Linked DNA regions of Mus musculus: region 1 is linked to region 2. A link is a loop called in an ENCODE intact Hi-C map of the cell type or tissue named here. Cell type or tissue: left cerebral cortex. All regions are shown on one strand. Links, peaks and the distances in the headings refer to the core of each region. The heading gives the core; the rest is flanking DNA. Region 1 holds the start of Htr3a (5-hydroxytryptamine (serotonin) receptor 3A). Region 2 holds the start of Htr3b (5-hydroxytryptamine (serotonin) receptor 3B).

Region 1 (5,319 bases), core at 1-5,000, 54 kb before region 2:
AGCAGCACAGCCACCAGCCCTTAGCTATTCTCTGCAGAGATGTTCTACGCACCATGATTCCCTCCCATGTGTGTGTGTGGGGGGGGGATATGCCCTAGCAGCCTGTACAGTCAGGTCCCGCTTCCCCATCGCAAGGCAGAGAGCCGACAGCTCTGCCGTTGCCTTTTGTCCATCCCCATGCGGTGCTTTACATCATCTGCTGAGCAGTGCACCCCACCCTACTCTAGTTATTGATTAATTAATTGATCTATTAGTTGGCATTTTATCTACTGCTGCCATTTAGTGACACCTGCCACTCAGGGACCTGTGTGAGGCACTAAGGGTCTAGAGATGATATGAGGGAGACAATTCCCATCATGTGCTCCATGGACAGCCACATGCAGGAGGTGACCACATCTAGAAGGAAGTGCACATGGGTGGCCTAGGATTGTGGTTTGGGCAGTTGTGCAGATACAACTTTAGTTTGTCCCCAGCCATGGTGCCAGACCACAGGGACTAGAGTTCTTGGTGCCCATTGTACTGCCCAGTAGGTGATTTGGCTTTACATGGCTTCTCTGATTCCCCCACAGAGACGGAGGGCAGCTCACCACGTTGAGGATGGCATACATGATGACATCAATGGAGACAGTAGTAGGCTTCCTCCAGTCCCGCACAGGCCGCACCCCCTTCTTGTAGTTAGCCAGGAGGTGGTCTGACAGCCTTAGTAGAGCAGGCTGGGTGGTATCTCGGGCCTGGGTGGCCCTCCTCCGGCTGCCTGGGAAGGAGAGTGGTTTAACACAGAGGCCAGAGCCCAGCTTCTCTTGCTCCAGTTTAGAATCTGTTTAAGACTTTCACCCTCTGGGCAGGAGAAATGGCTCAGGGAGCAAAGGCCACTGCCACCAAGCCTCATGGCCCAAGTTCAATCTCTGGGATCTACATGGTGGAAGAAGAAGACTTCTGCAATATGTCCACTGACCTCCACATACAAGCCAAGGCACATGTTTGACCTCAGACACACAACAACAATAATACAAAATAAAATATAATTTTAAAAAGAAAAAGAAACCCCCCAGCTCCAGGCCCTGGTGCTATTGTGGGATTTTGAGTATTTCTTGGTTTTCCCCTGGGAAACAGTGGCGCTAACTCAGAAAGCAGGAGTGACATGGGACAGCCCCACTCACGTGGGCACCACATGCACTAACACTGAGATGACATAGATGTTAGGGAGGCCCCTGCACAAGGATGAGATGCAAACTCAGGAAGCAAACAAAACAAAAGCCATCGCACAGTGGATGGGGAGGGCACAGCCCAGAGGGCCAGAGCCCACGTGGCAAGAAAGTGAGACTGCAGGATAGACTGGTCCCTTGCAAACCGGGAGCCAACAAAGCTGGTGACTATTAAACAATACTGTGTCCTCCTACCTGGCCCTCATGTATGTCACCAGATGCCAAGGCATTACTGCAGGCTTTTCTCTGGTGTGTCATCTACCTGCCCCATAAGCTTCCCTTCTGCCTGGAAGGACAGAGGTGAGCAAGAGACTATTTTTAAGTTTGTTTTCTTTTGTTTTGCTCTTTACACAGCCTAGAACTTGCTAGGTGACCAAGGAAGACCTTGAACTTCTGATCCCCCTGCCTCCACCTTCCAAATGCTGGGATTACAGGCTTACATTATACCTCCACTCTTGGTTTATGCAGTACTGGGGATTGCGGCCAGGGCTTTTGTGCATGCGTGCTAGGCAGGCTTCAACCGACAGAGCTATATCCCAATCCTTGAGAGACTTTTTTTGAGAGTCTTCTTTGGAATAATGGAATAATAGCTGCACAAGTCTTCCGCTTGAATCTCTGCCAGAGTAGCTAGCATGACAGGACCATTGGACAGACAAGAATCCCCAAGGCCCAGGAGGATAAATAGCATACACTGCTTGCTAGCCAAGAACCTGAGACTCAAACCAGATTCCTCACTACTTAACTAAGGGGCTTGTAGGGGAGTTCGATGGTCTTTGGGGGACTCTTGGAGGTTTGGGAAGTGCCTGACTTATGCAGCCAAACCTCAAAATAGGGGAGGTCATGGCTAGGAGGACAGAGCAAGCCAGGCAAGAAAACCCCAAGCGCTTACCACATGCAACTTGCCTCTCATCCACCTATCCTGCTTCTCCCAACGACAGCTTCCAGAAAAGAGCATCCTATTCCTAGCCTTCCCATCAGTCCCTCCCCTTGGTGGCACCCCTCTCATTGTCCCCCAAGATGCTGCAATCCAGTTGTGTAGAAGGACCCTTCCTGTGAGGCTGAACGTAGTCTGCAATAGAACGAACCAGATCCTGTGTGGCCGAACACCCTGTTTCTGAGGCCATGAGAAGATTGAGTAGAAAGGACAGGGAAGTTTAACATCACCAGAGGTGAGCCTTAGAGGAGCCTGGGAAGAGAGAGAGCCCATAGGATCCAGGTAACAAAACCATCAAAAGCAAGAAAAAGTTACTAAAGTGATCCTGGTCCGTCCCCCCCCCCACTCTGCTGCTGACAAGCTGTGCGACCCTGAGTGAATTACTCTCCCTCTCTGGACTGTGGTTGTAAGAAGAAAAAGTGGACTGAACGAGCTCACAGGTCCCGTAGCTGCTCTCACTTGATAAACTAAAAGGCAAGGTGAAGAGAAAGGAAGCCGTCTTCCAGCACCTAGCTATGTATTTCCTCAGAGACTCTACTCCCTTCCCAGCAGCAGGCTCACCTTTAGGCTCAACTTCTCAAAACACCTGATTTGACCCCACACCTCAGAATCCTTTCTGACTCATCAGCAGTGAGTTAACTGACCTTCCTATAGCCCTCCTGCGGCTCCGGCCTCTCCAGCCCTCAGCCCTTTGAGACTTAAGGCCTTTCCCCATTCCAGCTTGCTATTCCCCTCCCCACCAAACTCCTTACCTTCTCCCGGGGCTGTCAGCATGGAAAGGAACAAGGCCAACAGCACCTGCGGGATGCAGAGCCGCATGGCAAGCTTCCCAGATGTGGGAGGGCCTCAGAGCAGCCACTCAGGATGAGTCCCCCAGACTGCCAGCCTGCACGCCACCCGCTGCCAACCTCATGTCCCAGGCAGACTGCTTTTCCAACTGCACGCCTGCACCTTGTGAGGCTGCAGCCTGGCACTTCCCGGCCACCAGAGTTGGGGAGCCGCCAAGTTTTCTAGCAAGCAGCTTTTCAGCTGGATCAGGTTTCAGGGCGGGAGGAAGGGGAGGGGAGTCTACTGGCAGATGTCAGGAGAGGGAGGCCAGCCCACCCATCCAAATAGGTGGCTTGGTCACATCTTGCCCCAAAAAAAAAATGTTTTGGGGAAGGGAAGGGCCTACAGGATCTGTGAAGCAAAGATGCAGCCTGACAGCTGTGGGCTGTACACTGGGCTGTCAGTGTCAGCACTGTCCCTCCACAAGTATAGTATGGGCTGGGGTTGGCTTAAACAGGGGCAACAAGAAGTATACTTTGGCTTCCCAAGGTAATGTGATGTCCCTAGTGAAGCAGGTGACTGGATGTGTTCTGCAGACAGAGAAGTTAACAGGGGTCACACTAAAGGTCTGCTTCTTCATCCTCATTCAATTTAAGTTTCTTTTTTGTTTTGCTTTGTTTTGCTTTCTTTTTTAAGCCAGTCTCATGCAGCCCGGGCTGTCCTTGAACCCACTAAGAAACAGAGAATAGTTTTGAACTTCTGCTCCTCCTGACTTCACCTCTCAAGTACTTGAATTACTTAAGGCAGGTGCCACCAAGAATCTGGGAAAACAAAATACATGTTAAAGGGGCTGGAGAGTTGGCCCAGTGGCTAGAAGCATGTATTGTTCTTGCAAAGGACCGGGGTTCAATTCCTAGCACCCACATGGAGGCTCCCCACCTCCCCAGGCACCAGGCATGCATGTAGTACGCAGACATACGTGCAGGTGGAACAGTCATATGCAGAAAATAATAAAATAAAATAAAATAAATACATTTTACATATCTTTACTTGATTTTCCGAGCTTTAGCAAATATCATTAAATGTGTGGTCTTTTGTGATCACATTCTTATTGTAAGTCTGGGAACATGGTTGAGTGGTACAGTGCTTGCCTAGCTTGCACCAAGCCCTGAGTTCAACCTCTAGCAATACAGGGGGAAAAAGTGCTTTAGACCAGGTATGGTGACGTTCACCTGTAATTCTAAGGAGGAAGAGACAGGAGGATCAGAAGTCCCAGGCCACTCTGAGCTATACATCTGGTTCCAGAGCACTATGGGCTATAGGAGAACTCTGCCTCAGGAAACAAACAAACAAACAAACAAACACAAAAATAATTAAAAGTTCAGTAAGCAAAAGGACCAGGCAATGTGATTGGCATCTGTAATCTTGGCAACTGGAAGGTTAAGGTGAGAGAGAGAGGAGATAGACCAGCCCAGGCTGCACATCTCTCCCTCTCCCTCTCCCTCTCCCTCTCCCTCTCCCTCTCCCACCCTCTATCCCTCCCTCCCTCCTTCCTCACACACATGGAGTTAAAAATATTAATATATGGAAGACCCAACAATCTGAAGGCCTCCCAGGAGTTTTGCTGCACACAGGGCAACAGACAGGAGCTTAGTATGACTGCCCTCAGAGAGCCCCAACAAGCAGCTAAAAGAGTCAGAGACAGATCCAAGCATCCAACCAGTGAACAGAAGCCAGGGACCCCTATGATTGAATTAGGGAAAGGCTGGAAGAAGAAGTTGAGGAGTGGGGCAACCTCATAGGAAGACCAGCAGTCTCAACTAACCTGGACTCCTGAGATCTCTCAGACACTGAGACATCAACCAGCTGATCTGAGCCCCCCCCCAACATATACAGCAGAGGACTACCTGGTCTGGCCTCATTGAGGGAAGATGCACCTCAAGAGACTTGAGGCCCCAAGGAATTGGCCGACCTGGTGTGGTAGTGGTGGGAGGAAGAGAGGGACAGCCTCTTGGAAACAGGAGTGTGGGGTGGGGGGGGGGAATGGAATGAGGAACTGTCAGAGTGGGGACCTGGAGGGGGATAATAACTGGACTGTAAAAAGAGATTAAACACACGCACGCATGGAGAGATGAGTGGGTATGCACATGTGTGTGTGTTGGTGCCCTTGAAGTCTACAAAAGGAGGTTGAATCCCCTAGAGGTAGAGATCTACAGGCAGTTGTAGGCTGCCTGTCATGGATGCTAGGAACTGAACATGGGTCCTCTGCAAGAGCAATATAGGCTTTTAACCTCTGAGCTACTTCTCCAACCTTGTTAAAAAGATATTTTGCAGGTCATGTGTATTTATTTTTATACATTTTGTTAGATATAATAAGTACATGTAGTATTCGTATTAGAAAATGATAAAGAA
Region 2 (5,327 bases), core at 1-5,000:
ATGACTCAAAGTTCAGGGCCGTTTCCACAGACACTGATGGAAGCTATTGTCGGGCTCGGGAGAGACTCCCAGTCAACCCTGCCTCCTCAGATGTGATAAGCGGCTCCCATTAGTCACGTGGATTGTTTCTGTAGAGTAGAATGTGTTAGGGACTAAGTGACAAAGTATTTGGAGAGGAAGAGATTTGAAAGGACAATAGAATACAAAGGCAGGCATGGTGGCACATGCCTGAAATCTCAGCCCTCCAGAGATTGAGGCAAGGAATCACACATCCAAGGCTAGCCTGGGCTACATACTTAGTTATGGGCCAGCCCAGACTAAACACTGAGTCCCTATTAACAACAACAAAATTCTTACTTTTTCACTAGTTTTTTTTATTTGTTTGTATTGGTTTGTGTGTGTGTGTGTGTGTGTGTGTGTGTGAGAGAGAGAGAGAGAGAGAGAGAGAGAGAGAGAGAGAGAGAGAGAGAGAGAGAGAGAAAAGATGGCATAATTACTACAGATTCAGTGACAGTACAGCTGCCCAGGGCCGGCCGTAGCTTACAAATGAAGAGGCTGGGGCCAAAGCACAGCTGGTCTGCATTCAGAGAACATCCTCCTAGGCATGACACTATGGTGACCTGGCTGTCTACAAATATTAGGACCAGCACTGAGTCAGCCATTGGAAAGAAAACCTATACGCTGTGCACAGCCTGTTACTGAGCAGAAACAAAGAGTGGTCTTTTTGGAGTCTGTGCTTCTGGTTGATAATGCCTTACATTTGTGTTGCATGTTACACTTCTATTATCTGATCTTCGTGAATACTCTGAATGGAGTCAAAGATCTGGGGATGAGGATCGTGGGGTGGAGTAAGTGCCTAACATGCCTGAAGGCCTGAGTTCCACCTTTAGAACCACACAAACAGGGCGAGGTGGTATATACCTATAATCTAGAATCTGAGAGGTGAAAGCAGGAAGATCGGATTTCAACATTCAGCTACCCAGTAAGTTTGAGGCTAGCCTGGACTACATAAGGCCCTGAAAACCTGCCTAAAGAATGAATTGACTTGTGTGGGTCTTGTGGCTAGTGAGCAGTGCAGCTGGAGGTGGACTAGCCTCATCCCTAGCGTACTCTCAGCACAGAGGAACACTTTGTTCTCACAGTTACAGGTCAACTCTACAGTGCTCAGTAAAGTGCCAGATTCTTGGTCACAAATGTCCTCCGTGTCATTCCTGAGGAGGCCCCTGCCATTAGACCCCGTTAAAACATTGTTCTTGCCCCAGTGAGAACCAAAATCCAACCAGAGTACAAAACATCAGAGGGAAAAGCTGGTAAGAAGAATTTCCCCGGTCTTCTTGACTTCATTTTTCTATTTTATCTTAGCTTCATGTTGATGGTTATTTTCTGCAAAGGAATCCATTTGGCATTAATGAAACTTCCTCTCTTTTACTCTTATAATTAAGACAAGCTTTTATCCTTGAAGTTAAATGTCCAGGAATTTTGTGGCTATTTTTCTTCTCTACCAAATGGGGGTGGGGGGAGGGATCATCTCCAGTGTTTTCTTTCTTTGTTTGTAAATGTCCAGCTTTCTAGCTAACAAATTCCTTTGTCTTTTTAACTGATTCATCTTACTTTTGGGTTCATTTTAAACTTTGAGAATTCAGACCCAAGCTCTAGGAGAGCCCTCAAAGAGGTAGGGTATAAGGGTAAGATACACAAAACTAGCGTGCTAGGAACCACCAACAGAAACCGTTTTCTCTGTCTCTTTAAGTACAGTTGGGATGAATGAAAGGATACATTACCAGATTAGAGAATGGGTTTTAAGACAAAGAGTGACACATACCCAGGTGTGGGTATGGACAACCCATAGATCCTTGATTTATCCACATTTAAAAAAAAAATCAACTGCATCCTAACTAAAACAGTCCAAGTCAGTAGAGTTAATACCACCATGGATGTATCGTTCCATACATTAAAACACACATAATATCTAAAGTATTTTAATAGAAATCACGTACTTAAAACTTACAAGCTTTAGCAATATACTGGCCACTTCTGCAGTTTCTGCAAAGCTGGAGTCAAACACTGTGATATCAAAATGATACCCAGCTGAGACAAATCCATGGGACTCTTTCTCTGCTCTGCTAAAGTTTTATAAAGAAGCCAAAGCTATCTGGGATCCTAAGAACACATTATCTATACATATCTGAAAGAGATTGCCCCGAGTTTAATGTAAATCACTGGAGTGAGCTGGATTTCTTCAGAAGAGAAAAATTTCCCGTCAAAGGTAAGTTTTGGAGTGACTTTTCATCTGTGTAAACGGAGGTGGCAATGGGAGTGTCAGAGACACATCGCTGGTCTCTGCAAAGCTCCATAGGACTAGCATTTAACAGATCATGAACCCAAAGGAAGAGATCTGAGGTGTTCCCAGCACAGTGTGGACACCACACTCTGAGAGTCAAGACAGAATCAGTCACAGGACTTACCTACTACAGCCACCAGGAGGCAGGACCACAGAAGAATCATCGCACTTGCCTATTCTGGGGCAGGTACCAGAGAAGAGCGATGGCTGCCGGCTGGTGGGCAGGCAGGCTGGTGGGCAGGCAGGCTGGCGAGCCGGGGGACACTGCTTGACCTTGCACCTCTCAGCACCCCTCCACCCTCTTCTCCTGTTTGCTCATGTGTGGTAACCTTGGTGCTGCTATTTTGTAAACATCCGACTGGACAAGACACATGAACACCACATACAGGTTTGGAAATTAATGCCTTCATGAACCCCACAAGCTTCTCCACTTGGATCTGCCCTAGGATGATGGCCAAGACTCCATCTCCCTTACAGGAGCCAGCTAAGTGAATAATGCAATTTAAGAGGGGGCCCCCGAGGAGAGGAAATTCCAAGCTAATATGATTTCCTTTACAGCCTTTACCTAAGGCAATGTTCTTGCTGGCATTCAGGACCCTAATTTCATTAATAATTGAGATCCAGATAGCTGCCTTAAATCAGATGTAGGGAGGAACATCTTCAGTCTCTGGGAACAGTCACTGGGCTCTTGAGTTAATGGGAGCCTGGTATTGTCTAATGAACATCAACTACAAACAATACAGCAGAAAGAGTGCTTTTGTTTCTGCTAGGCCCCTTTAATGAAGAGAAACATTGATTTTTGATAAATAGGAATGCTTTTTAAATTTTCACTGAGCACAGTACACAAAGTAGCCCAGACAAGATGCTTTTAGGCTTCTTGAAGACAAGAACTATTAATGTTTAACATCATTCGATGAAAGATTTTTTTTAAATGTCCCCTTAAAGATATTTTTATGTCTTGACTTTGTATGTGGGGGTAGACAAATGCTGTGGGGTACATGGAGAGCTCAGAGGACAACTTTTGGGAACTGGTTCTCTCCTTCTACCATGTGGGTCCTGGGGATTCAAATGGTGTCCCAATTTGTGGGAACCAAATCAAACTTGGATTGTCAGGCTTGGTTGAAGCACCCCTTCCCAGTGAGCCATCTTGTTGGCTCCCTGACAAAGGATTCGTTGCTGTTTGATGAATTGAATAATGTTCACTTTTTGTTACGTCACCTCCTCCTCTCTGGCTGTACAGCAGGAGTCCCTCTGCTGTCTGTGTACCTGTGCAGACACCACTTCAACATGCTCAAATAAATTAATTAATTAATTAATTAATTAATTAATGTCCTTCTCAGGCCCAGCATAACTGCTCACAATTATAACCCCAGCACTTGGAAGGAGGAGACGGGACCAGGCGTTCAAGTCCAGCCTTGGTTATCTACCAAGTTCCTGGCCAGACTGAACTACAGGAGATCATGTCTCACTCAACAAAGAAGAAATGAAATAAAGCAAACTAACACCCCTACCCCATTAACAAACAGACAATAGTCTTCGATGTAGTAACTCCACACTAGCTAGTCAAGCTAATTGTCTGTGAAAGAGTTGTGTGGGTAGAGGTAGGAGAGGAGAGCTAGCCTTCTGACTTTGTTGGATTGTGCAGAAAACATTTCAGAAGAAAACGAAGTTACAATTTAATCTGCTGGAGGTCAAATCTATGGGGAGTGTTTCTGTTGGTTTTGATTTTGAGGAACGCCCATAGACAGTGGTACCCTGGGCTTCGAGAGCCTTGCTCACTGAGAATTAATCTGGCCCCTTGCTGTCTGCTCCTGACAGTTCTAAGCGTCTGTTTTGGCTCGTGGAAGAATCTGAACAAGAGGTAGCACAGCTGGGTTGGTAGGGGAGGGATTCAGAAGCCTCCGTTCTTGCAGAAGTTTGAATTGAGTTGGTGATCCACGTGGTATCTTGCCACTCATTCTAGGGCACCATGACTCTAAGGCAGACCCTTCTGGGACATCCCCTCCCTCCTTTTCCTTTGCACTTTCTCGTGTGCCCGTCTGTAACTGCAAGGCTATTGCTAATGATGTGTGGTGCCAATCCATTATGACCTTCATTGGCTGATTTAACAGCAGTCTGGTGCTGCTACCTGCTACAGCTCTTGGCTGCTGCATGCTGCCATGAGTTTGCATGAATATGGTGTCTTCGGGAGAGTTTTCAGTCATATACCGACTCAGCTCTCTTCTTGGTGTAACTCTCTCATATTTACCCAATGGTTTTAGATTCTCATCTCAACCTTTCACTCCCCCTAACTCCCACCCCCAAACCAGTTCTTACTACATAGTTCTGGCTGGCTTGGAACTCACTATGTAGACCAAGCTGGCCTCCAGCTTACAGAGATCTGTTTGCCTCTGCCTCTGCCTTCTGCGTGCTGAGATAAAAGGTGTGCACAACTACACCCAGCTCAATCTTTAAATTTTTTTAAAACGCAGATTGTCTCCTCTCACTCTCCTTAAACCCATCCCTTCCCAGCCAGATAGCTTTTTACTACCAAGAGCTTCCATGGGACATCTTAGAACGTGTCATAGAAATGTAAGTATGGGCTTGAATTGTATTGGAGCCTCTCAAGCAGACCTGTATATTTAAATATTTTCAATTATTTTATTTTCTCTGTATGAGTGTTTTGCCTGTATGTATGTATGTATGTATGTATGTATGTATGTATGTATGTGCACTACAGGCCTGCCTAGTGCCCACTGAGGCCAGAAGGGTGCTGTGTTCCTTGGAACTGAATGGTGATAAACCACCTTGTGGGAACTGGGAACTGAACCTGGTTCCTCAGCAAGAGCAACAAGTGCTCTTGACCACTGAGCCAACTCTCTGTGCTTCCCAAATCAGTATATTTAAGACGCAAAGCTGGAGTCAAGAGGGGCTAAACATTCATGGTGGGTGTGTGTGTACGAGAGAGAGAGAGAGAGAGAGAGAGAGTGTGTGTGTGTCAGAGAGA

The links. Peaks named below come from ENCODE experiments on the same cell type or tissue, not always from the same donor. Only the 100,000 strongest peaks of a DNase experiment are listed, where the experiment ranks them.
Region 1: it touches region 2 in a loop (2.1-fold over the local background); 4 of 42 quality-filtered maps call a loop at or near these places.

The regions. Positions count from the first base shown.
Region 1 is chr9:48,908,008-48,913,326 of GRCm38, forward strand. It overlaps Htr3a (5-hydroxytryptamine (serotonin) receptor 3A), which reads right to left and starts at 3,092. Exons shown (of 9, transcript NM_001099644.1): 1 at 2,892-3,092; 2 at 588-754. The coding sequence starts at 2,958. In left cerebral cortex, for the core only: no CTCF peak of the experiment used is centred there; a DNase peak (open chromatin) is centred at 3,042.
Region 2 is chr9:48,962,281-48,967,607 of GRCm38, forward strand. Htr3b (5-hydroxytryptamine (serotonin) receptor 3B) reads right to left here and starts at 2,710. Exons shown (of 9, transcript NM_020274.4): 1 at 2,466-2,710. The coding sequence starts at 2,505. In left cerebral cortex, for the core only: a CTCF peak has its summit at 2,481 (motif pointing right); no DNase peak of the experiment used is centred there.